Linked DNA regions of Homo sapiens: regions 2, 3 and 4 are each linked to region 1. Evidence: chromatin contacts called from ENCODE Hi-C or POLR2A ChIA-PET data. All regions are on one chromosome and are shown on one strand. The core of a region is the stretch at or near the end of the contact, and the rest is flanking DNA. Distances in the headings are between cores, read along the strand shown.

Region 1 (6,607 bases), core at 3,023-5,522:
CCAACAATATCAAAGTCCGTGTGAAGCCTTTCCTGTCAGAAGCAGCCCAAGCAGGACAGCTTGGGTATGGCCTAGTGAGGCAGGGTTCCTAAGGCCCAGCTCTTGCCCATTAACCCCCTCTTTGGGTCTCTTGTCATTTCTCAAGTGAGAAACGCCTTCCCTGCCTCCCAACCTCTCAAATATCCCCTCACAAAATTATCTGCTATATAAAATACAACTATAAAAGCAGTAAGGTAGAAGGCCACATCACCCTGCTAATTTGTCACAGTCAGGCCCACTGTGGTCCTGGTGGGATCCTTTTACCTTTTCAGCAAGTGGGAAGGTGTAATCCGTCTCCACAGACAAGGCCAGGACTCGTTTGTACCCGTTGATGATAGAATGGGGTACTGATGCAACAGTTGGGTAGCCAATCTGCAGACAGACACTGGCAACATTGCGGACACCCTGGGGGAGGGAAGATTTCATTTTACGTGAGATTCCCTACAGGAAAGGAAGTCCAAGTAAGGGTGAATAAAGAGAACCCTTAGCAGACAATAATTGCCAGGTTGGCAGCTCAGTCTCAAGAGAGGCCATTTCATCTCATACCAAATGCTCCTGGCAGAGCAATTCAGCCCCATCAAATAAATTTTGCCCTTATTCCAAATCCAGGTCTTCTGTATCCATTGTTGATGGCATTTACTTCCAAAGCCCCTACCACAACAGTGAAAAGCATAAACGACTAACGTAGCCATTGAGTTCCATGAACGAAAAATGTTCAACGATTTCCAGATGTGAACTTCATTCACTTGTCAAACTTTCAACAAATGAAGCTACCTAAGAGTAGCTAATAATATCTAATTATATACATTAATTTCAATTTTTCATTTGTCCAAGAAATGACATTTTCTATCACTATTATTCATTATTTAAAGGGCATTATTTTTTTTGTGAGACAGAGTCTCACTCTGTCACTCAGGCCGGAGTGCAGTGGCACCATGTCAGCTCACCGCAACCTCCACCTCTTAAAAGGCTTTTGATGGCAAAATGTGAGTCTCAATGCAGGCCCTAGAATAACAGCCCCAGCACTGTACATCCATTAATTCATTAAATCCTTTGGCCAGGCGTGGTGGCTCATGCCTGTAATCCCAGCACTTTGGGAGGCCGAGTTGGGCGGATCACGAGGTCAGGAGATCGACACCATCCTGGCTAACGCGGTGAAACCTAAAAATACAAAAAAATTAGCCGGGCGTAGTGGCGGGTGCCTGTAGTCCCAGCTACTCAGGAGGCTGAGGCAGGAGAATGGTGTGAACCCGGAGGCGGAGCTTGCAGTGAGCCGGGAGATTGTGCCACTGCACTCCAGCCTGGGCGACACAGCAAGACTCTGTCTCCAAAAAAAAAAAAAAAAAATCCTTCAACAATCTTATGTTGTTACTGACATTTTACAGATGAGGTAGGTAGACAGATGAAAACACAGTCCTTGGTTACAGGGACTCAGTCTGAACCTTGTCATGCTCTCAACCATCAGTGTAAGAGGGGGCAAGGCTGACAGCATATACCTCCAGGAAGCGAGAATGCAGAGTTTCCTCTGTGATATCAAGCACTTCAGGGTTGTAGATGCTGCCATTGTCGAACACCTGCTGGATGACCAGCCCAAAGGAGAAGGGGGAGATGTTGAGCATGTTCAGCAGCGTGGCTTCGCTGGCTCCCACTTTGTCTCCAGTCTTGATCAGCTGCACATCACTCTGAACCAGATAATAGTGGGGCAGTAAACACCTGTTGGACAACCAGCAGATCCATGGCCACTAAAAGCAGCTCCCCATTTGCCTGGTTAGCACAGGCAAACCAGGTCCACTCACCAGGATTTCAATGGTGCCCCTGGAGATTTTAGTGGTGATACCTAAAGCCTGGAAAAAGGAGGTCTTCTCGGGCCCGAGACCAGTGTTCTGGGCTGGCACAGTGACTTCACATGGGGCAATGGCACCAGCACGGGCAGCAGCTGGCACCTGACAAAGACAACAAACAGTGAGAAAAGCCTCTCCACTCACACAACCTGAGAATGGTCCATTTTGCTTTAAGGAGCAACAACAAAGTCTCTTTAGCCAACCCAATTGTCCCCTTACCTTATTGGCCAGCAACATGTCCCTGATCTCAGTGAGGTCCTCCTTGGTGAACACAAAGCCCACATTCCCCCGGATATGAGGCAGCAGTCTGCAAAGAGAAGTTTATGGGAGACAATCACCTTTCAGCACCATTCTCCAGGAAGAGGGAGACGGGCACTGGGGAGAAAGGACAAAACTGCCAGGGGAACTGACTTCTCCAGAGCTGGGTTGTTTTCCAGGTGCCCTCGGATGGCCTTGCGCATCATGGTGTTCTTGCCCATCAGCACCACAGCCTTCCCGCGAAGGGACATGCGGATCTGCTGCATCTGCTTGGAGCCCACATTGTCTGCTCCCACAATGAAACATTTCGGATAATCATCCAATAGTTGCTACAAAAAACAAGCCAGAGGAGCCAAGTTTAACAGGAAGAGAGAGGGAAAAAATGCCAGAAGAAACTGAACCCCACAATTTGTTTCCATCCCACTCCCTTTCTTCTAAGCTTTTGAAGTCAGAGGGAGATTGGGAGCTACGTTGTAACACTGCCAAACTGGATGATTGGCTAGCTGGGTATGAACGCTGAAAATTAGGTTTCTACATTCAATCAAGGAGTTTTTTCTTTTTTTACTTAGTTTTTAATTTTTCCCAATTACCAGGCATGCTTCTGATTCACTAAAATGGTTAACAGGATAAAAAAGGAATGTTCCAAGTAAGTTGGTCAAGAGGAGGGCTAGATTCACAGCATTAAAAGCACCACGTTAAGCAAATATAGCAACATTATTATTTGTAAAAACAATCTAGGCGTGTTTATCCGGATTGTTACACAATTCCTTTGGGTTTTGTGTCTGAAAACCTTCTAAGTGTGGGAAAATGTAATACAAGCTATGCTCTACAATGCTGCCTAATTGCTTAAGCGCAGTACAGTCAGCATTTCTGGGCAAGGGAGACCCACCTCAAAGGCCATCCAAAAGTCATTGGACACTTAAGTTTCTTGGCTGACAGGTCCTAAATATGCAACAGCTTGCTTCCTTACAATGAGTCATTCCTGACCTCAGACCTTCTCAAAAATGGAGTAAAACTGTAATGTGCGGCCGGGCGCGGTGGCTCACACCTGTAATCCTAGCACTTAGGGAGGCCGAGGAAGGTGGATCATGAAGTCAAGAGATCGAGACCATCCTGGCCAACATGGTGAATCCCTGTCTCTATTGAAAATACAAAAATTAGCTGGGTGTGGTGTCGCGCCCCTGTAATCCCAGCTACTCGGGAGGCTGAAGCAGGAGAATCGCTTGAACCTGGGAAGCGGAGGTTGCAGTAAGCCAAGATCAAGCCACTGCACTCCAGCCTGGACAACAGAGCGAGACTCCGTTTAAAAAAAAAAAAGTATAAAGCGCGCTCTTTTAGAAGCCAGACAGACCTGGATACGAATGCTGTCATCTTAGGACCCACTTAACTTGCCTGAGCCCGTTTATCTGCAACAGAAGGGACCTATCTCAGGAAATTGTTAACTAAACAGTATTTTCCCAAAAATGGCCTAATTCAGTAGCCGGTGTGAGTAGACCCTCAGCACATAGCAGCTGACTGTCCCTATTTGCGCTGGGGCAACATGAAGAGCAGAGGCGACCCACCCTGCACTTACGATGATCTTAAGGAAGTAGTTGGACTTCCAGGTCGCCCTGTCTTCCCTGGGCATCACGGCGGTGCGTCAGGGATTGCCACGCAGGGTTTAAAGACGATGTCACTGAGGAGAGACAGGGAGCTCAGGCCTGGTCACGCCGACACCCATCCCGCGGTCCCGGGCCTAAGAGGAGCAGGACACGCGCAATCGCCCGCCGGCCCTGCCTAGGGCAGCGGCCGTCATCTCGGGGCGTGCAAGCCGCCACCGAGGCCCCAGGCGGAACAGAATAGGACTCCATGTTCCCAAAGGCCCCCAAAGACCCCTCCATGCTTCCCGCCGGCGACCCCTGGCGCCCATCTAACTAGCACACGAACCTTCCACGAGGACGCCTGGCGAGAGAAGGGCCTCGCGCCCGCGCGTGCCTTTTATAATGCGAACAAAGTAGCCAATCAGAAACCGCGGATAGCGCTCCTGTCTATTGGCTGCGCCATCGCCCGTCAGACAAAGCTGAACGAATACAGGCAACCATTGGATAATATCGCTGCCACTCCAGCCAACGGAAAGCCGCCTTTAAGTAGGGTCGCGAAGGAAGGCGCTGCCTCGCGTTGGAGGAGCTTGCTCTGAGCTGCTGCCACCTGCTGGGCTGGAGCTGGAGCTGGAGCTGCGAATTCGGAGTCCCGGTTCCCTGTGCCACCTGGCGAGCTCAGCAAACTAAAAGGTATGACGTGGAGCTGAGACATAATTGCACATGCTTAGAAACAGAATGGTTTCTCTTTTTTTTTTTTTTTTTGAGACGGAGTGTCGCTCTGTCGCCCAGGCTGGAGCGCAGTGGCGCCATCTCGGCTGACTGCAAGCTCCGCCTCCCGGGTTCACGCCATTCTCCTGCCTCAGCCTCCGGAGTAGCTGGGACTACAGGCGCCCGCCACCGTGCTCGGCTAATTTTTTTTTTGTATTTTTAGTAGAGACGGGGTTTCATCATGTTCTCCAGGATGGTCTCGATCTCCTGACCTCGTGATCTGCCCGCCTCGGCCTCCCAAAGTGCTGGGATTACAGGCGTGACCCGCCGCGCCCGGCCTCAGAATGGTCTCTCGTCTTCTCTAGTTTTTCCGCCTACCAAAACAGAGGGATCCTTTAAAACCTGGCCGGGCGCGGTGGCTCACGCCTATACTCCCAGCACTTCGGGAGGACGAGGCGGGTGGATCACCTGAGGTCAGGAGTTCGAGACTAGCCTGGCCAACATGGCAAAACCCCGTCTCTACTAAAAATACAAAAATTAGCCAGGTGGGGTGGCGCATGCCCGTAATCCCAGCTACTCAGGAGGCCGAGGCAGAAGAATCGCTTGAACCCGGGAGCTGTGAGCTCTGCAGTGAGCTAAGATCACACCATTGCACTCTAGCCTGGGTGACAGAGAGGGACTCCATCTCAAAAAAAAAAAAAAAAAAAAAAAAACCTAAGTCAGCTCATCTCCTTATCTGCTTAAAACTTTCCGTTTCCTACAGAGTAAAAATCTAAAACCTAAAGTACCTACAAGGCCCTTACCTATCTGTCCCTCACGCCCACTCTGATCATCTCAGATGTTTTCCTCCTCACTTACTTGCTTTCTACCCAGATGATGCTCTGCTGCTTTTCCAGAGCAGGCTTTACTTGGGGGCTTTTGCATTAGCCATTCCCTCTTCCTAGAAAACTAGCCAACAAACATCCATAGAATAATTCACCTCCATCAAATCTTTTTTTTTTTTTTTTTTTTTTTTTTTTTTTTTTGAGAAGCAGTCTCACTCCGTTGCCCAGGCTAGAGTGTAGTGGAGCAATCTCAGTTCATTGCAGACTTGACCTCCCAGGCTGAAGTGATCCTCCCACCTCAGCCTCCCAAGTAGCTAGGACTACAGGCACACACCACCACGCCAAGCTAATTTTTTGTACTTTTTGTATAGATGGGGTCTTGCCATGTTGCCTAGGCTGATGTCAAACTTCTGGGCTCAAGCAATCCTCCCACCCTGGCCTCCTAAATTGCTGGGATTACAAGAATGAGACACCTTGCCCAACCCTGAGATCTCTTTTTTTTTTTTTTTTTCACTGAAACCTATGGAATTATGTATTAAATGATCCCCAAAGAATCAGCTATTTCAAAATTAAAAATTATTACAAAGAGCTTCATACATCATGTTATATCCTATATCACACACCATAAAACTGTCAGAAGTAGGCCGGGTGCGGGGGCTCATGCCTGTAATCCCAGCACTTTGGGAGGCTGAGGTGGGCAGATCACGAGGTCAGGAGATCCAGACCATCCTGGCTAACACAGTGAAACCCCGTCTCTACTAAAAAATACCAAAAGTTAGCCAGGAGTGGTGGCGGGCTCCTGTAATTCCAGCTACTTGGGAGGCTGAGGCAGGAGAATTGCTTGAGCCCAGGAGGCAGAGGTTGCAGTGAGCTGAGATTGCGCCACTGTACTCCAGCCTAGGTGACAGAGCAAGATTCCGTCTCAAAAAAAAAAAAAAAAGTTAGAAGTAGCTCGATTTCACGTTACTGTATTTCTTTTTCTTTTCTTTTTTCTTTTCTTTTCTTTTTTTTTTTTTTTTTTTGAGACAGAATTTCACTCTTGTTGCCCAGGGTAGAGTGCAATGGCGTAATCTCGGCTCACCACAACCTCCACCTCCCGGGTTCAAGTGATTCTCCTGCCACAGCCTCCTGAGTAGCTGGGATTATAGGCATGTGCCACCATGCCCGGCTAATTTTGTATTTTTAGTAGATACGGGGTTTTTCCATTTTGGTCATGCTGGTCTCGAACTCCTGACCTCAGGTGATCCACCCAGCTCAGCCTCCCAAAGTGCTGGGATTACAGGCGTGAGCCACTGTGCCTGGCCTGGGGTCTCTTTTATTTGTCTTCTTGGCTATCTGTGTTCCATGGGAAGGATGG
Region 2 (3,530 bases), core at 752-3,251, 2.8 Mb after region 1:
TGGCCAACATGGCGAAATCCCGTTTCTACTAAAAATACAAGGCCGGGCGCGGTGGCTCACGCCTGTAATCCCAGCACTTTGGGAGGCCGAGGCGGGTGGATCATGAGGTCAGGAGATCGAGACCATCCTGGCTAACAAGGTGAAACCCCGTCTCTACTAAAAATACAAAAAATTAGCCGGGCGCGGTGGCGGGCGCCTGTAGTCCCAGCTACTCGGGAGGCTGAGGCAGGAGAATGGCGTGAACCCGGGAAGCGGAGCTTGCAGTGAGCCGAGATTGCGCCACTGCAGTCCGCAGTCCGGCCTGGGCGACAGAGCGAGACTCCGTCTCAAAAAAAGAAAAAAAAAAAAAAAAAAAAAAAAAAAAAAACAAAAACTTTGGGAGGCCGAGGCAGGGGGACCACGAGGTCAGGAGATCAAGACCATCCTGGCTAACACGGTGAAACCCCGTCTCTACTAAAAACATAAAAAATTAGCCGGGTGTGGTGGCGGGCGCCTGTAGTCCCAGCTACTCGGGAGGCTGAGCCAGGAGAATGGCGTGAACCCGGGAGGCAGAGCTTACAGTGAGCCGAGATCGTGCCACTGCACTCCAGCCTGGGCGACAGAGCAAGACTCCGTCTCAAAACAAACAAACAAACAAACAAAAAACAAAAAAATTAGCTGGGCGTGGTGGCGCCTGCCGATAATCCCAGCTATTCGGGAGGCTGAGGCAGGAAAACTGCTTGAATCCGGGAGGCAGAGGTTGCAGTGAGCGGAGATCGCGCCACTGCACTCCAGCCTGGGTGAAACTCTATCTCAAAAAGTAAATAAACAAATAAATAAACTGATAGGTACAACACACTCATCTTGCAAACTGCTGCAAACGGAGAGGGGGTGAGGGTGGGGTGGGGTGCTGCATGTGCCAGGCCTGCCTGGTGGGTGGCTGGGGAGCCGACCTGCCCTGGGCCTCCTGGGGAAAAAGGGCAGTTAGGCGGGTAATGAACATTGATCTGGGGAAATGGATCCTTTCCTAGATAGCAGGGCCTCTCACTATCACTGGGCAATCAAGACGACTGTAAAACGTTAAACACCTTCTCGGGCCGGGCAGCTCTGCACGAGAAAACCCCAAATCCCACATACTTCCACCACTCCCAGAAGCCCTGTGGTGGTTAACTGGGGAACTCTGTAGGGTTCAAACGCCATATTTGCCCCTTACTGGATGTGTGACCTGCGGCGGGTCCCTGTGCCTCTCTGGGTCTCAGTTTCCTCATCTGTAAGACGGTGATATAATAGTACCTAGCTCAAAGGTTTAATGCTGGTAGATTCCTGAGCAAAGGTCCGGGGAGAGAAGAGGCTCGGTCTGCAAGAGTTGTCATTTGTTGGCTGCGGTGAGACCACGCCCCGTCGCCCTCCCACACCTGACCCCGCCCTCCCGCGTCCATTGGGAACGCCACCGGAAGTAATGCGAGACGGAGCGTTTTGGTGGAGACACTCACTGGGGCAATCTGAGGTAATCCAACAGACTGTGGCGGAGGGACCGGAAGCGCCAGGCAGGGACCCGGGGTAGATGCTAAATCCAAACTGAAACGTACAGGGCTGGATGATTGAAGCACCAGCGGGAACTAGTCGGACCTCCGAGCTCTTTAAACTGTCCTCAGCTCGGCTGGTTCTCCACGAGCTCCGGGCAGACGGCGGGGGGTGGGTCGGCGTTTAAGTCAAAGGCCTTGGGGCTCCGAGTCCCTTCCTCTCCCCGTCCTGTGAAGGCACGACCCAGTTCAGCTGTCTGTAAAGTGGAGCCATTAGTCCCTGCCTCGTAGTGGGAAAACTGGGAGGCGGAACGAGGAGGCCGCCGGTCCCAACCCGGCCCAGGAGCATCTTTCTCCGCAGACCGTTTCCTGGCGAGGTGCGTCTTCGTCCTTTTCCGCCCTTGGGAACTTAGAGCGGCCCCTTGGCCGCTGGTTCCGCGCCTCCCGCGGTTGGGGGCGTGCCCGAAGTCTCTCTACGGAAGCTGGTAGGGCTGTGGGTGCTTCACTATGGCGACGGTGGGGGCTCCGCGGCACTTCTGCCGCTGCGCCTGCTTCTGCACCGATAACTTGTACGTGGCGCGCTATGGGCTGCACGTGCGCTTCCGAGGCGAGCAGCAGCTGCGCCGGGACTACGGCCCGGTGAGTGGCCGCTGTCGTCCCTACGGAGCAGTGGGCAGAGAGGGGTAGTGGAGGAGGGAAGTTCGTCCCCAGGGTCGTTTGCTTTGCGCACGCCGCGCACCGTATCTTCAAATACAAGAATGACGGCCTCTCTCTGCCTCGGTTTTCTCACCGTAAAGGGGTAATAGTATCTCCCTGTGAGATTGTGAGGAAGGAATGAACAAGCATGTAGGGTGCTTAGGACAGGGCCGGGCTCAGCTTGCCGCCTCACAGCAACACCAGCCCGGAGCCCTGTCCTGAGCTTGACAGGGTTCCGCAGTTCATTCTCTCCATGATCCTTTGAGGTCGGGGCTCCTCTCCCCATTTTAAGCAGGGGAAACTGAGGCTTAGAGAGTGAAGGGATTTCCTCAGGTCATACAGTCATGCTCAGTGTTCTTTCTGCTCCCAGATCCTGCGCAGCCGAGGCTGTGTTAGCGCCAAGGACTTCCAGCAGCTGTTAGCAGAGGTACCAGTCCCCTGCCCCTGCACAGCTCCTCCTCGTTAGATTTGTGTCCGCAGCTTGAGGACACAGCTTGAGCCTAGCCTCAGTCCCTGATCCCTGAAGGGTCACTTAGGCCCTCACTTTCCTCCTTCCTGCCCCCCACTCATCCCTCCACACCTGAGTCTTGGCACCAGGAGAGAGAAGGGGAAATGCTAAGTTGCTAAGTTGCCTAGTCATGCCGTTCTTAACAGCTCTGTGAGATAAGCACAAGCACCACTCTCATTTTGGATTGAGAAGCTGAGGCTTAAAGAGGGATCCCTTGCCCAAGCTTTTACAGCAGGAGCAGATGTGATCCCAGCCACAGCTTCCAGGCCCCTGGGCTCCTCACACCTTACCATATACCCCGCAGGCTGCTGCCAGGGCTGCTGCCCCACTCCCTCCTCCTCCTTCCCCTGGAGTCAGTGGTGGGAAGCTTCCCAGGAGAGTCCTCAGCAACCTCTGGAACACAGGACTTGGCCATGACTGTCTCCTGTCCCTGTGTGGGCCCAGATGGTTGAGGTACATCTAGGGGTTCTCATCCCAGCTAGGCTCAGGTTGGGGCAGCCTGAAACAGGATGGGTCCCCTTCTAGAAGTCCCTTTCAGCTAACAGTCTGGAACTTGCAGTTGACCCAGATAGATTCAGGAGTGTAGGCTAGACTTGGCTTCCAGCCTGGGCCCTGTCTGGCGTTCTGGGCTTCAGTTTCTTCATCTGTACAGTGGCCTCAGGAGGATGGGAGGCCCCACCTGGTAACAACCCTGTGCCACCCCAGCTTGAGCAGGAGGTGGAGCGGCGGCAGCGGCTGGGGCAGGAGTCAGCAGCTAGGAAAGCCCTCATCGCGAGTTCCTACCACCCGGCACGGCCTGAGGTCTACGACTCACTGCAGGTACC
Region 3 (6,607 bases), core at 2,804-5,303, 2.6 Mb after region 1:
GTTAAGCTGCCTGGTTTAAAGTTAATTCTCTCGCTGAGTAGCTGTGAGATCTTAGGCAAGCTATTTCACCTCTTTGTTTCCTCCTGTGTAAAACAGGAACAATATTACATCACTCTAATATGAAGGAAAAATGAGTTAATCTGTGTAAAGTGCTTATAACAGTGTATAACACAGAGGAGGTGCTATGTAAGTTGTAGCTACTATTATTATTATTTTTTTATTTTTATTTTTATTTTTTGAGACGGAGTCTTGCTCTGTCGCCCAGGCTGGAGTGCAGTGGCGTGATCTCGGCTCACTGCAAGCTCCGCCTCCCTGGTTCATGCCGTTCTCCTGCCTCAGCCTCCCGAGTAGCTGGGACTACAGGCGCCCGCCACTACGCCCGGCTCATTTTTTGTATTTTTATTAGAGACGGGGTTTCACCGTGTTAGCCAGGATGGTCTGGATCTCCCGACCTTGTGATCCGCCTGCCTCGGCCTCCCATGGTGCTGGGATTACAGGCTTCAGCCACCGCGCCCGCCCTATTACTATTATTATTATAATTATATGACCAAACTGTCACAGTACTCTGGGGAGAGAGAAACCTTCATTTTTTACTGTATATGCTTCTGTATGGTTTGAATATTTTGCAAGAAGCATGTAATATTTTTACAATAAAAGACTAAAATGCATTGTAGTAAGACTCTCAGAGTGTCTGGGAGCACAGAATTAGAGTCAAGCTGATCCTCTGCCAGTGCTTTTAGTCCACTGAGAATCGACCTGTGGCGGGTCATCCCAGCTTCAACCAGTGAGATGCGTTTATGCTGATACTTCTGATACTCTGGGTCCCTCATATGAGGGGGTCCTTGGTTTGACTAAGCAAAGACAGGTTTTGCTGCCTGACTTAACAAAGTGCTTATCTCATCCCGATAAAATTGTATCATCTTTTAAAATTAGTCCTCCTCTACATTGAATGTTTATGGGCCTCTTGTGACAGAACTGGTTGTGTCCCTTGTCAGTCCTGTGCTGCAAGAGCAAATGACCTTATTAAACGTCTACTTTTTGGAGAAGCAGAACAGGTTGCTTTTTATTAACTGCTGTGGTGCCGCTCCTCCCTCTTCATCTCAGTCCCCTAATCCTTCTCCCTTTGAGCAGGGCTTCTGGGATCAAGAGTGCAGATGATGGCCTATTTATGTGTTGTTTTTGTCTTCCCAGCATCCAGGCACTCTACTTGGGCATTAGCATCCTGATTTTCCTTGGGCAACAGATTCCGCCCTCTCCATCCATCTCCGAGGTTTGGAGGATTGGGGATTTGGTTCCACCCCTTGCCTCTAAAAATAGGCATGTGACCAGGTCTGGCCAATCAGATCATTCCATCCCTGTGGCCACTGTGACTGGCCCAGGGATGAGCACATGACTCAAAATGCTAATGAGACATTCACCTGAGTTGTTCCCTGGAACTGTTGGAAAAGATAAATATCTCTTTCTTCTGGGATGGTTAAACTAATAGAAAATAACGTAAGTAAGCAGTAGGAAGAAAACATAGGGATAGAGCCAACAGATGAAAAGAGATAGCAACCTTAAAAAAAAAAAACTTGTAAGCCGGGCGCGGTGGCTCACAACTGTAATCCCAGCACTTTGGGAGGCCAAGGCGGCCGGATCACGAGGTCAGGAGATCGAGACCATCCTGGCTAACACGGTGAAACCCCGTCTCTAATAAAAATACAAAAAATTAGCCCGGCGTGGTGGCAGGCGCCTGTAGTCCCAGCTACTCGGGAGGCTGAGGCAGGAGAATGGCGTGAACCCGGGAGGCGGAGCTTGCAGTGAGCCGAGATCGTGCCACTGCACTCCAGCCTGGGCAACAGAGCGAGACTCTGTCTCAAAAAAAAAAAAAAAAAAAAAAAAAAACTTGTAAATTTGACATAATTTCAAATGTACAGAAAATCTACAAGAATAGTATGAAGAAACTCCCATGTGTTTACCCAAAATCACCAAACATACACACTTCTCACATTTGTTTTAGAATTCTCTGAGAGCAAGAGTGAGAGAAAGGTTCTAGAATACGTTGTTTTATCTGCAGGATCCAACTATTCTTGAAACCAAGATCTATTCCTGAAGGGGTGGGTTGCCCCTCCACGCCTGTGGGCATTTCTCGTCAGGTGGAACGAGAGGCTTGGAAAAGAAAGAGACACAGAGACAAATTGTAGAGAAAGAAAAATGGGCCCAGGGGACCGGCGTTCAGCATACGGAGGACCCGTGCCCGCACCGGCCTCTAAGTTCCCTTAGTATTTATTGATCATTAGCAGGCATTTCCCGGACAGGGGGATGTGCCAGGATAATAGGGTATAATAGTAGAGAGAAGGTCAGCAGGAAAACATGTGAACAAATGTCTCTGCATCATAAACATGGTAAAGAAAAAAGTGCTGTGCTTTTGATGTGCATATACATAAACATCTCAATGCCTTAAAGAGCAGTATTGCTGCCAGTATGTCCCACCTCCAGCCCTAAGGCGGTTTTCCCCTATCTCAGTAGATGGAATATACAATCGGGCTTTACACCGAGACATTCCATTGCCCAGGGACGAGCAGGAGACAGATGCCTTCCTCTTATCTCAACTGCACAGAGGTGTTCCTTCCTCTTTTACTAATCCTCCTGAGCACAGACCCTTTACAGGTGTCGGGCTGTGGAATGGTCAGGTCTTTCCCTTCCCACGAGGCCATATTTCAGACTATCACATGAGGAGAAACCTTGGACAATACCTGGCTTTCCTAGGAAGAGGTCCCTGCGGCCTTCTGCAGTGTATTGTGTCTCTGGGTACTTGAGATTAGGGAGTGGTGATGATTCTTAAGGCGCATGCTGCCTTCAAGCATTTGTTTAACAAAGCACATCCTGCACAGCCCTTAATCCATTTAACCCTCAGTTGACACAGCACAGGTCTCAGGAAGCACAGGGTTGGTGGTAGGGTTACAGATTAACAGCATCTCAAGGCAGAAGAATTTTTCTTAGCACAGAACAAAATGGAGTCTCTTATGTCTACTTCTTTCTACACAGACACAGTAACAATCTGATCTTTCTTTTCCCCATATATTCCCATACTCTTACATTTTTCTTTTTTTCATTAAAAAAAATTGTAGGCCGGGCGCGGTGGCTCACGCCTGTAATCCCAGCACTTTGGGAGGCGGAGGCGGGAGGATCCCTTGAGTCCGGGAGTTCGAGACCAGCCTGGACAGCATAGGGAGATTCCCCCACCTCTATAAACAAATTAAAAATTAGCTGGGTGTGGTAACGCGCGCCTGTATTCCCAACTACTTGGGAGGTCGAGGCTGCAGTGAACCGTGTTTGTGCAACTGCACTCCATCCAGCCTAGGTGACAGAGTGAGACCCTGTCAAAACATAAAGAAAAGGATGAAGGAAGGGAGGGAGGAAGGAAGGAAGGGAGGGAGGAAGGAAGGAAAGAAGGAAGGAAGGGAGGGAGGGAGGGAAGGGGAAGAAAGAGACAGAAAGAAGAGAAAGAAGAAAGAAAAGAAAGAACAGAAAAGAAAGAAAAAAGAATTCCTTTAATTTAGTGTATGGTGTTAAAACGCAACCAAACGCTCCATCCGGCGAAGAGAGAGAGAAAAGAAGAGAGGAAGGAAAGAAGGAAGGGAGGGAGGGAGGGAGGGAGAACACCTTCCTTTAATTCAGTGCATGGTGTTAAAATGCGACCAAACGCTCTATCCGGCTGCAATCTCCCCGCACGGGAGTGATTTATGCAGTAGCTGGAGGTTAGTCAGGACTCCAGGATGCACCGCAGACACCGAGGCGATGATCCTCGGACTCATTAATAGGGAGTCATTTGTGACTCAGGTGCGCTCTCTGCGTCTGCAAGTCACGTTCCCTTCGGCACGCCCATCTCGAGGATTCATCCTCTCCAACGGGTGACGAGCACCGCCTGCCGGCGGCCCGCCTCTCGGCCTCTTGGCCACGCCCCCCACCGGAGGGCAAGGCGCACGCTCCGCAATTTTTCTCCGCCCCCGTCTTCCGGCTTCTCGCGACATCCGCCCAGCGGCGGCCGGAATCTCGCGATAAAGGCTCATTGTCTCGCGGGAGCGCTGCTGGCGGTCGGGCGCTCGGGCGGCCCTGGCCGGGGAGACGAGTTGCATGTGTTGGTTCAGCTGGCGATAGCGGCGGGAGCGGAGCCGGCGGGGCCTGTGCGACCGCCTGGGTAACGACCCCAAGTGCTTCTCCCGCTCCCGAGAAGCTCGTAGAGAGTGTGGGGGAAGCTGAGATGCTGCCTGGCGGAAGGGGGCCGGGCCGGGCCTCTCCACACCCCCGCCCACAAGGGCCCCTTCTGGCGTCCCCGGGGTTGCTCCTTCGCCTCAGACCTGGTCGCCCTTGTCCCCTCAGTGCTCTTACATTCTGCGCTCGTTTTCTCTCCTCATCCTTCTTACGCTCTGGTTACCCCGCCCCCTCCCATGCCCTTTTTAGACTCCCCAGGCCCCTCTCATGGCGTTTAGTTGCCCCCACACCCTGCACCCCGGGCTTCTCCGATGACCCACCCCTTGTTCCTAGGCACTTCCAGCCTCTCTCCATTCGGCGCCTTTGTAGCCCTTCTCTCACTGCAGTTTGCATCCCTCCCAGATCACCCTCAGACCTTTTTGCTCCGTGTCTGCCGTGGGTACTCACCCCATCTTTCCTTCCCCATTGCTTCCTGTTTTTCTCTAGTGAGTCCCTCTGCCCCATCCTTCATGGTCCATTTGCTGCTTGCTTCCCTGTAGACCTGTGGAGCAAGGAGATGTTGTGCCTGGGATTGCTCATATTTTATGAATCGAATGCAGCTTGTATCCCCCACTCAACAACAGACTTGAAACAGCTTTGGGGTGGGGAGGTTTCTGTTGAGAGGAACACTGCTCTTCTGGGGTCTTGATTCTAAAATAGTGAGGGTGTGTTATTTTCCTTGCTTACAGGTTTGTGAAATGGCTGCTGACATTTCTGAATCCAGCGGGGCTGACTGCAAAGGAGACCCAAGGAACAGTGCCAAGTTAGATGCCGATTACCCACTTCGAGTCCTTTATTGTGGAGGCAAGTGTTGGTAGCCACAGAATGACTTTTACTCACTATACTTTTATGCATTGTAATAACAGTTTGACATTTGGTAAGCTTTCTTCCCCATCCTTTTCATTTGGTGAGTTTGTACTGGGGGAGAGGAGTCCTGGGGAGGAGGAGGCATGAATTAACAGAGTTTCCCCACCTGGGTGATTTGTGTCTGGCTACTCTGCCTGAAGAAGCTTACAGTCCATTTGTAACAGGATGTGCAACTAGGTTATTTCAGCCTGAAGGTCCTCAAGGTGTATGCTAGTCTAGCTGTCAAAGGAGGGCTTCTTGGAAGATTATGAGTTAAGGATGGCAAGGACTGGATGAGAAGGTGGGGAACGGCGTCCCAGACAAAGCGCACGACTATGTAAGAAAAAGCTTGATGGCTGTCTGTGAAGAAGTGAGCAGCTTTGAGTTTGTCTGGTGTATCGTATAGGGAGGGTGGCCCGTTAAGGAGTGGGAGAAGGTGAGGTTGGAGTGTTGGGTGGTAGGACAGTGAGGAAAGTCTTCTTGGTTTGAATCATGATATATGTATTAGGTTTAATCAAGATCTTTTTCACTTTCGAGTGTTTTTCTTCATTTTCAATATAGAAATATTTGTGAATTGTAAATGCTGTATGTATTCGCATCTTGGAAACTTTCAGAAAAATCTGAAGATACAGGACAGTAAAAGGGCAAGTAAATATTTTTTCAGTAAATATTTCTCAGAACTTACTGTGTGCCTAGTGATGTTTTAGGTGCTGGGGCCTGAGTAGTGAATAAGTCAGAAGATCCTTGTTCACGTGGACCTTACATTCTGTGACTGCAGTAGAGACCACATCTGACATTTAAGTACCGTAGAAGGAGAAATGATATCTTTTTGCCATTAAAAGTAATGGCAAAAACTGCAGTTACTTTTGCACCAACCTAATCATTTTTTGAGCAGGAAAATAAAGTGACAAGAGATTAATATGCTGCATTATTTGGAGGAAATAGAACCCACAAATTTGAAGGCCACTTTCAGAAATCTAGGTTTGAGGTAAATAAGTGCCTTGCTGAGAGTGTAAGCAGTATAAAAGTGAATAAAGAGGGTTAATCAAAGAAAAGATACAATGTTTAATGGTGAAAAAGGAAAAAGATATTTCACAATTGAGAGAGTTGAAAAACCAGAACACCACTAAAAATGATGACTTTGAGAAAGATTAGATTTGGAGATAGATAATAGGCTGACTTGCAATACAGTGAATTTGAGTTTCTCCAAATGGAAGAATCCAAGTATGCTGCATTTGGCAGCAGAGAGAGACAGTATATGAGCTTTTCTAAGGGAGAAAGAGAGAAAAGCCAGAAAGATTCTTGGGGTGTACCTGGAACGAGGTGAACTGGGTAGATTTCACCACATAGAGAATTGCTTAGTTGGTGAGAAGTTTGGAAGCTTAGTGAAAATGTCAGTCTCTAGAAATCTTGTTTTATTTTTCTGTAATTATGAATTAAAACTAAGGGGCCGGGCGCAGTGGCTCACACTTGTAATCCCAGCACTTTGGGAGGCTGAGGCAGGCAGATCATGAGGTCAGGAGTTCAA
Region 4 (6,607 bases), core at 1,291-3,790, 2.3 Mb after region 1:
GTGCTGGGATTACAGGCGTGAGCCACTGCCCCTGGCCCATTATACTATAATTTTTTTTTTTAGGTGCTGGAATTACAGGCATGAGCCACCAGACCCAGCCAATATTGTAATCTTAATTCTAACTTTCTAGAAATGTTTGTTAAATAGGAATAGCTAGGTTAACAACTTGCCTATTCTGAACATTAAGTAAACATTTTCTGGATTTTGTTTCATCCTTTCATCCAATAAATGAGCTTACAATTTTAATCCACTTATGAGAATTCAGACCTTATCCCCACAATTAAATAACTATTACTTTGATTTCTTCAGAGTATGCTAAACAAATAAAAATGATACAAAAATCCCATACACTTTTTACAACGAAATTCTGATTAAATATTAATATCAGGATAAATAATAAGGGACAACTATGGAGTAATTTCAAAAATCTCATACCTCGGTCGAGTCAGAATGTTCAATTTTCGTTTAAGTTCTTGATGTTATTATTTGTTAAGGAAGATAAGCCCTCATTTAACAATGCAAATCATAAAATTCAACTACTACTTCTCTCACTTTTGGTGTCAGAATATTATAAAGACAAAAGACCCACGGATATTTTGAGGATGACACACTTATTGAGCTTCTATTTTGTTGCAGGGGTAGGCTTTTGAAACCCAAAATTAAAGTACGGTTTTTATCCTTTCGAACATATATTCTAAGACACGATCCTGAAGTTCAACAGACTAACAAACTGAACCAAAACCATTATTGAAGCATCAGTGTTCCTGTCAAACCTTTCAACAACCACTATGTGATAAAGAGAATGCAGTATAACGAGCTGTTAACAACTTTAGAATTTGGAATAAATCTATGGATGTCCACTGTAGAATCCTTTCAACTTTTTTTTTTTTTTTTTGAGACACAGTCTCACCCTGTCGCCCAGGCTGGAGTGCAATGGTGTGATCTTGGCTCACTGCAACCTCCGCCTCCCAGGTTCAAGGGATTCTCCTGCCTCAGCCTCCTGAGTAGCTGGGATTACAAGCACGCGCCACCACGCCCGGCTAATTTTGTATTTTTAGTAGAGACGGGGTTTCACCATGTTGGCCAGGCTGACCTCCTGATCCTCATGATCCACCTGATCCTCATGATCCTCCTGACCTCATGATCCACCCGCCTCGGCCTCCCAAAGTGCTGGGATTACAGGCTTGAGCCACAGCGCCCGGCCTCAACTTTTTGTATTCTGAAAATTTTCCTCACAATGTGGAGGAAGACGACATTCTGAAAAAATAAATCGCGCTTCACAAACCTTAAAAACTGATATACTGACTGGGCGCCGTGGCGGGCGCCTGTAATCCCAGCTATTCGGGAGGCTGAGGCAGGAGAATCGCTTGAACCCGGGAGGCGGAGGTTGCAGTGAGCCGAGATCGCGCCACTGCACTCCAGCCTGGGCAACAGACTGAGACTCCATTCCCCGACCCCGTCCCCCTAAAAAAGCTAACATATCAGCCACTTTCAGTTCTCTACAAATTTTAAAAGGAAAACTACCCGAACCAAAGTTATCTATCTACCTATAAAACTCTACGAACGTAAAAAAAAACATACTAGCAAATCAAGAAAAATCTGCAATCTTGTAACTCAAGTCTAACAGAAACTTCTTTGGCGCGTTTTCCTCAAGGCGTTGCAAAGCATCTTCAGCACAGAAGCGAGCTCCGAGTGGAAGAACTCTAAAATTAATCCCCAATTTTAATCAAGCAATTAACCAATTATCTCAGCACACCCGGATTCCTTGAGGCCCCCAACTCTGCATTCTGGGACCACTAGCGTTTGCCCCGGTATAAAAACCGATCCCGCGTCTAAGCAGCCGGTATTTCATCACCTACAACTGTAACATGACGGCACAATTTGAGCGTGGCTGCGAAATATGAAACCTCACCACGACCTCAAACAGAGGGGGGCAATTAAGGGCTTGTGTACAATCTGTCAGGTGAGCAGCCTAAAATAACCCTAAACACGGCACCCGGGTGGGAGGCAGGAGTGGGTCTGGTCAGGAGACGGCCTCCCTGAGGGGAAGAGGTCTGCGCCGAGGCAGCCTGCGCGCCCCGAACCCTAGACTCTCGGTCCGCCGGCGGGTGACAGAAAGCACTTGGAATTCTGGCCCTCCTGGAACTTCCGCCCGCGCCCTCGCCCTCGCCCGGCGCTGCCCCGGCCCCACGCCTGGCGCTGCCCCGGCCCCACACCCGGGTGACAGGGCCCAGCGAGAGGAAAGGATATTCTCGGCGCGGAGCTGCTCGATGGTCTCCTCGCACTGCCGAAGCCGCTCCCGTAGCTCCGCGTCGCCGACCCCATTTTCGTCCTCCTCGTCGCCGTCGTCGTCCTTGAAGCGAGTGTGAACGGGCTTCGGAATCGACTCCTCTGGGTGGTCGAACGGCTCGAAGAGCTCTAGATCGCCAAAATACACCTCTGCGGCCATTTTGGGCTGTGGAAAAGATTCGAGAAGAGGCGGAGCCGGCCACCAGGGCTTGGGGAAGAAGGTTGGAAGGCGGCACCACTCTCTAGAGCTCTGGCCGCACGGAGCCACCCGCTAGGGTTTTCTCCAGACGCAGGCCGCGAAAGCTGCACACGGGGCGGGGCCAGTCGCTAGAGACTACAACTCCCGGAATGCAGCGGGGCCTATCGGGCTTGCGATTGCCCGGAGGACGGCATGCTGGGACGTGTGGTTTCTAAGCGACTGGTACTCATTGTCTGCATTGCATCCTGGGATTGGTGCTTTTTGAAATGTGAAGAAAGCTGGAGTAGGTCAGAATGCGCTAAAGCAATCTGGGGGCAGGGCGGGGTGGCTCACACCTGTAATACCAACTACTCGGGAGGCAGAGGTGGGAGGATCACGTGAGCCCAGGAGTTGGAGACCACCCTGGGCAACAGAGCGAGACCCAGACACTACAAAAAAATATAAAAATTAGCTGGGCGATTGTAGTCCCAAGTACTCGGCAAGCTGAGGCGGGAGGGTTTGAGCCCAAGAGGTCGAGGCTGCATTGAGCCCAGATGGCGCCACTGCACACCAGCCTGGGAGACAAAGCAAGACCCTGTCTCAAAAAGAAAAAGAAAAACAAAAACCAGTATGGGATGTTCCTGTTAGGCAACTAAGGGTGAAAAATCAGAGCACGACGCATAGCTTCTCACAGATTCTGGTGTGCGTGCCACACCAGAGAATAAGGAACTCCATAGCCTGAAAGGGAACTGAATAAAAATAAACATAAAAGAGAATAAGAAACTCCAGCTTTGCTACAGAGATGACTGTTGTAGATTAGTTTATTGAGCTTGCTTCGTTTTTAATGTAAGATTAGCTAGACTCAACTATTTGTCTGTTGAGGCTTTCTGTCATTCAATCACATTATTTACTTACACCTTCGATGGGCCAGGCACTTGTCTAGGACCTGAGTATGGTTACAAGAGTAACCACAATAGAGTAATTCCTCCTCTCACGAAGGCTGTAGTCCACAAAAAGCAACAAAAACCCCATAATTATAAATGTTCCTGTTCTTGGGTCGAGATGGTTGTTGATGGATATTGATCACACAAAGAAATGTGGGCCGGGGGCGGTGGCTCACATCTGCAACCCCAGCACTTTGGGAGGCCGAGGCAGGTGGATCACGAGGTCAGAAATTCAAGACGAGCATGACCAACATGGAGAAACCCTGTCTCTACTAAAAATACAAAAATTAGCCAGGCGTAGTGGCACACGCCTGTAATCCCAGCTACTCAGGAGGTTGAGGAAGGAGAATCGCTTGAACCCGGGAGGCAGAGGTTGCAGTGAGCCGAAATCGTGCCACTGCACTCCAGCTTGGGCGACAGAGCAAGACTCTGTCTCAAAAAAAAAAAAAAAAAAAAAAAGGTGAAAAACACAGGAAGTTATGAATATTTAACAAACACCCTAGTCTGTGGGAGTCAGTAAAGTGAGGAAGTGAGACTTTAAGGATCGGCAAAGTTGGGGGTGGGAGGATGGAAGAGTGTCTTAGGTGTAAGGACCACCATGTTGAGTGAAAAGGCAGAGTGGAGCAAGATGAGGTTGGAACACTGCTAGGTCAGTGCTCAAAGGCCCTTAAGGAAGCCTCTTTCCGTTTACAACATTGGGAAGTCACTTACACATTTTAACATTTTTTTTTTCTTTTTGTGGACAACAGGATCTCCCTATATTGCCCAGGTAGGTCTTGAACTTCTGAGCTAAAGCTATCCTCCTGCCTCTGCCTCCCTAAATACTGGGATTACAGGAATGACCCACTGTGCCTGGCCATTTAAATTTTTTTTTTTTGAAATTTTATTTTTTGAGACAGAGTCTCACTGTGTCACCCAGGCTGGAGTGCAGTGGCATGATCTCGGCTCACTGCAACCTCCGCCTCCCAGGTTTACTTTCACTGAAAAATCTGCATGAGGCCTGGCGTGGTGGCTCACGCCTGTAATCCCAGCACTTTGGGAGGCCCAGGCGGGTGGATCATGAGGTCAGGAGTTCAAGACCAGCCTGGCCAACATGGTGTAACCCGGGAGTTCAAGACCAGCCTAGCTGACATAGTGAAACCCCGTCTCTACGAAAAATACAAAAATTAGCCGGGCGTGGTGGCGGGTGCCTGTAATTCCAATTACTCAGGAGGCTGAGGCAGGAAAATTGCTTGAACCCAGGAGACAAAGGTTGCAGTGAGCTAGGATCATGCAACTGCACTCCAGCCTGGGCAAAAGAGTCTCTCACAAAAAAAAAAAAAAGAAAAAAAGAAAAAAAAATTCTGCATGTAAGTGGACCCTAAAGTTCAAACCCATGTGTTCAAGGGACAACTGTAATTTCATCTTTTAATTATTTGCATTTGGCTACTCAAAAAAGAAATTGAAATAAAATACTTAGGCCAGGCACTGTGGCTTCACACCTGAATCCCAGGTAGCACTTTGGGAGGCTGAGATGATGCAGATCATTTGAGGCCAAGAGTGGGAGACCAGCCTGGCCAACAGCCTGAGAACCCCATCTCAGGTACATTGTCATGGGCCTTTGGTGCCAGCTACTCAGGGGAGTGAGGTGGGAAGATCACTTGGACCAATATACATATACACACATATTTTATTGGACAGTGCTGCTCTAGATGAGCAAAGTACAGGCTGTATCACTCATCATGTATGGTCAGCTCCTAAAATAACTGTAGACACACAGGAAGCTTTTGCGTCCACACTGCCTTAGAAGGTCATGAACATTTTTAATAAGATTGATTTAAAAAGGCAGAGCTTAATTGAAAAATGTTGATGATCACGAAATGAAGGATCCATAGTGTCATTTCCTTAGAAGGCTTAGATTTGTCACTGAAACACGGTGAAAAGCCATTTTGCCATAGAATTTCTGTGCTCTGGGAAAATGAAAGGTTTATTAAAGTACATTAAAAATCTTACAATCTGGCTAGGTGAAGTGGATCACACCTGTAACCCCATCACTTTGGGAGCCCTGAGGTGGGAGGATTGCTTGAGGCCAGGAATTCAAGACCAACCTGGGCAACGTAACAAGACCTTGTCTTTATAAAAAATTAAAAACAAGCTAGGTGTGTTGGTGAGCACCTGTGGTCCCAGGTACTCAAGAGGCTGAGGTGGGAGGACTGCTTGAGCCTGGGGGAGCCTGCTGCAATGCACTGCACTCCAGCCTAGGACAGAAAGCAAAAAAAAAGAAAACACCCCATTACTTCATTTTCATGTATAAAAAAAATACCTAATGAGCAAGTTGGCAAGACTTAATTCCAGCTTTTAAAATAAGGCTGTCAATCTTATTCCTGTAGTCTTCCCTGATTGTAATGTGCTCTCATTCTGTGATGTTTTCCAAAGGATTTTTCAAAGGAAAGCCAAACCTTATTACTTTGCTGTAACTGAAGTAAATTAACTTCAAGTTTTGCAGGCCCCCCCCACCCCTTGGCTCCAGATTTATGTTCAATCTAGTAACAAAACATTTTCTAGGCTGGCTGCAGTGGCTCACGCCTATAATCCCGGCACTTTGGGAGGCTGAGGAGGGTGGATCACCTGAGGTCAGGAGTTCAGGACCAGCCTGGCCAACATGGTAAAACCCCACCTCTACTAAAAATACAAAAATTAGCTGGGTGCGGTGGTACGCCTGTAATCCCAGTTACATGGGAGGTGGAGGTGGGAGAATTGCTTGAACCTGGGGGGCAGAGGCTCTGGCAGTGAGCCGAGATTGTGCCACTGCACCCAGTTTAGGCAACAGAGCAAGATCCTGTCTCAAAAAAACAAACAAAAAAAATTTCTAATATTTTAATATTTTATAGTCTATGCTGGAGAAGACTTCAAAGGGATAATGAGCAAAAAGCATGCAAAGAACTTGTTATAAGGCACTTTATTAAAATAAAAGTGCTTACATCCCTTTAATGCATTAATCTATCTCCTGAATAACACATGTAATATTTGACAAATACTGAATACCAAGTCTGTCCCTTATAATAGGAAAACATACTATTTTAGTAAGTTTTCTCCTTCCACCTTTTACATTTTTGCTCACCACGGTATTGACTGTAGTATAGTTAACTGGCCTTAAAAAGGGTGGTGGGGAGGGGATTTCTAGCTAGTGTTTTCTAACAGCAATTGCCAAATGCTA

The links. A loop is a pair of places that touch in the nucleus more often than their neighbours do. ChIA-PET counts read pairs that join two places held with the same protein, here RNA polymerase II (POLR2A). Pooled maps may share reads with other maps.
Region 2: a pooled map shows a loop between it and region 1 (11-fold over the local background). The contact joins the promoter of OGFOD2 here to the promoter of PXN-AS1 in region 1. A Hi-C loop is called at or near these places in 5 of 50 pooled maps. POLR2A ChIA-PET finds 5 or more read pairs at or near these places in 2 of 52 experiments (H1 and activated B cell).
Region 3: a map of naive thymus-derived CD4-positive, alpha-beta T cell shows a loop between it and region 1 (8-fold over the local background). The contact joins the promoter of DENR here to the promoter of PXN-AS1 in region 1. A Hi-C loop is called at or near these places in 1 of 168 maps with a recorded cell type or tissue (naive thymus-derived CD4-positive, alpha-beta T cell) and 4 of 50 pooled maps. POLR2A ChIA-PET finds 5 or more read pairs at or near these places in 1 of 52 experiments (CD4-positive, alpha-beta T cell).
Region 4: a loop to region 1 is called in a pooled map, with 10 times the contacts of the local background. The contact joins the promoter of ZCCHC8 here to the promoter of PXN-AS1 in region 1. A Hi-C loop is called at or near these places in 5 of 50 pooled maps. POLR2A ChIA-PET finds 5 or more read pairs at or near these places in 2 of 52 experiments (CD4-positive, alpha-beta T cell and naive thymus-derived CD8-positive, alpha-beta T cell).

Annotation. Positions count from the first base shown.
Region 1 is chr12:120,197,019-120,203,625 of GRCh38, forward strand. It overlaps PXN-AS1 (PXN antisense RNA 1), which reads left to right and starts at 4,273. Exons shown (of 4, transcript NR_038924.1): 1 at 4,273-4,408. It overlaps RPLP0 (ribosomal protein lateral stalk subunit P0), which reads right to left and starts at 4,093. Exons shown (of 8, transcript NM_001002.4): 1 at 4,065-4,093; 2 at 3,712-3,813; 3 at 2,292-2,467; 4 at 2,100-2,187; 5 at 1,836-1,982; 6 at 1,536-1,721; 7 at 304-444. The coding sequence starts at 3,765. RefSeq lists enhancers at 1,178-1,677, 1,797-2,738, 3,779-3,848, 4,249-4,608.
Region 2 is chr12:122,973,243-122,976,772 of GRCh38, forward strand. OGFOD2 (2-oxoglutarate and iron dependent oxygenase domain containing 2) reads left to right here and starts at 2,002. Exons shown (of 7, transcript NM_001304833.2): 1 at 2,002-2,141; 2 at 2,569-2,625; 3 at 3,412-3,525. The coding sequence starts at 2,010. It also overlaps a transcript of ABCB9 not described here. RefSeq lists an enhancer at 1,447-1,906.
Region 3 is chr12:122,748,771-122,755,377 of GRCh38, forward strand. It overlaps DENR (density regulated re-initiation and release factor), which reads left to right and starts at 4,054. Exons shown (of 8, transcript NM_003677.5): 1 at 4,054-4,180; 2 at 4,923-5,037. The coding sequence starts at 4,932. RefSeq lists enhancers at 1,152-1,446, 2,550-3,411, 4,503-4,562 and a silencer at 4,313-4,362.
Region 4 is chr12:122,498,392-122,504,998 of GRCh38, forward strand. ZCCHC8 (zinc finger CCHC-type containing 8) reads right to left here and starts at 2,541. Exons shown (of 14, transcript NM_017612.5): 1 at 2,251-2,541; 2 at 436-478. The coding sequence starts at 2,449. It overlaps RSRC2 (arginine and serine rich coiled-coil 2), which reads right to left. Exons shown (of 10, transcript NM_023012.6): 10 at 5,063-6,607. RefSeq lists enhancers at 1,509-2,200, 2,201-2,894, 2,390-2,469, 2,670-2,729, 2,780-2,959 and 1 more and silencers at 2,100-2,249, 5,678-5,878.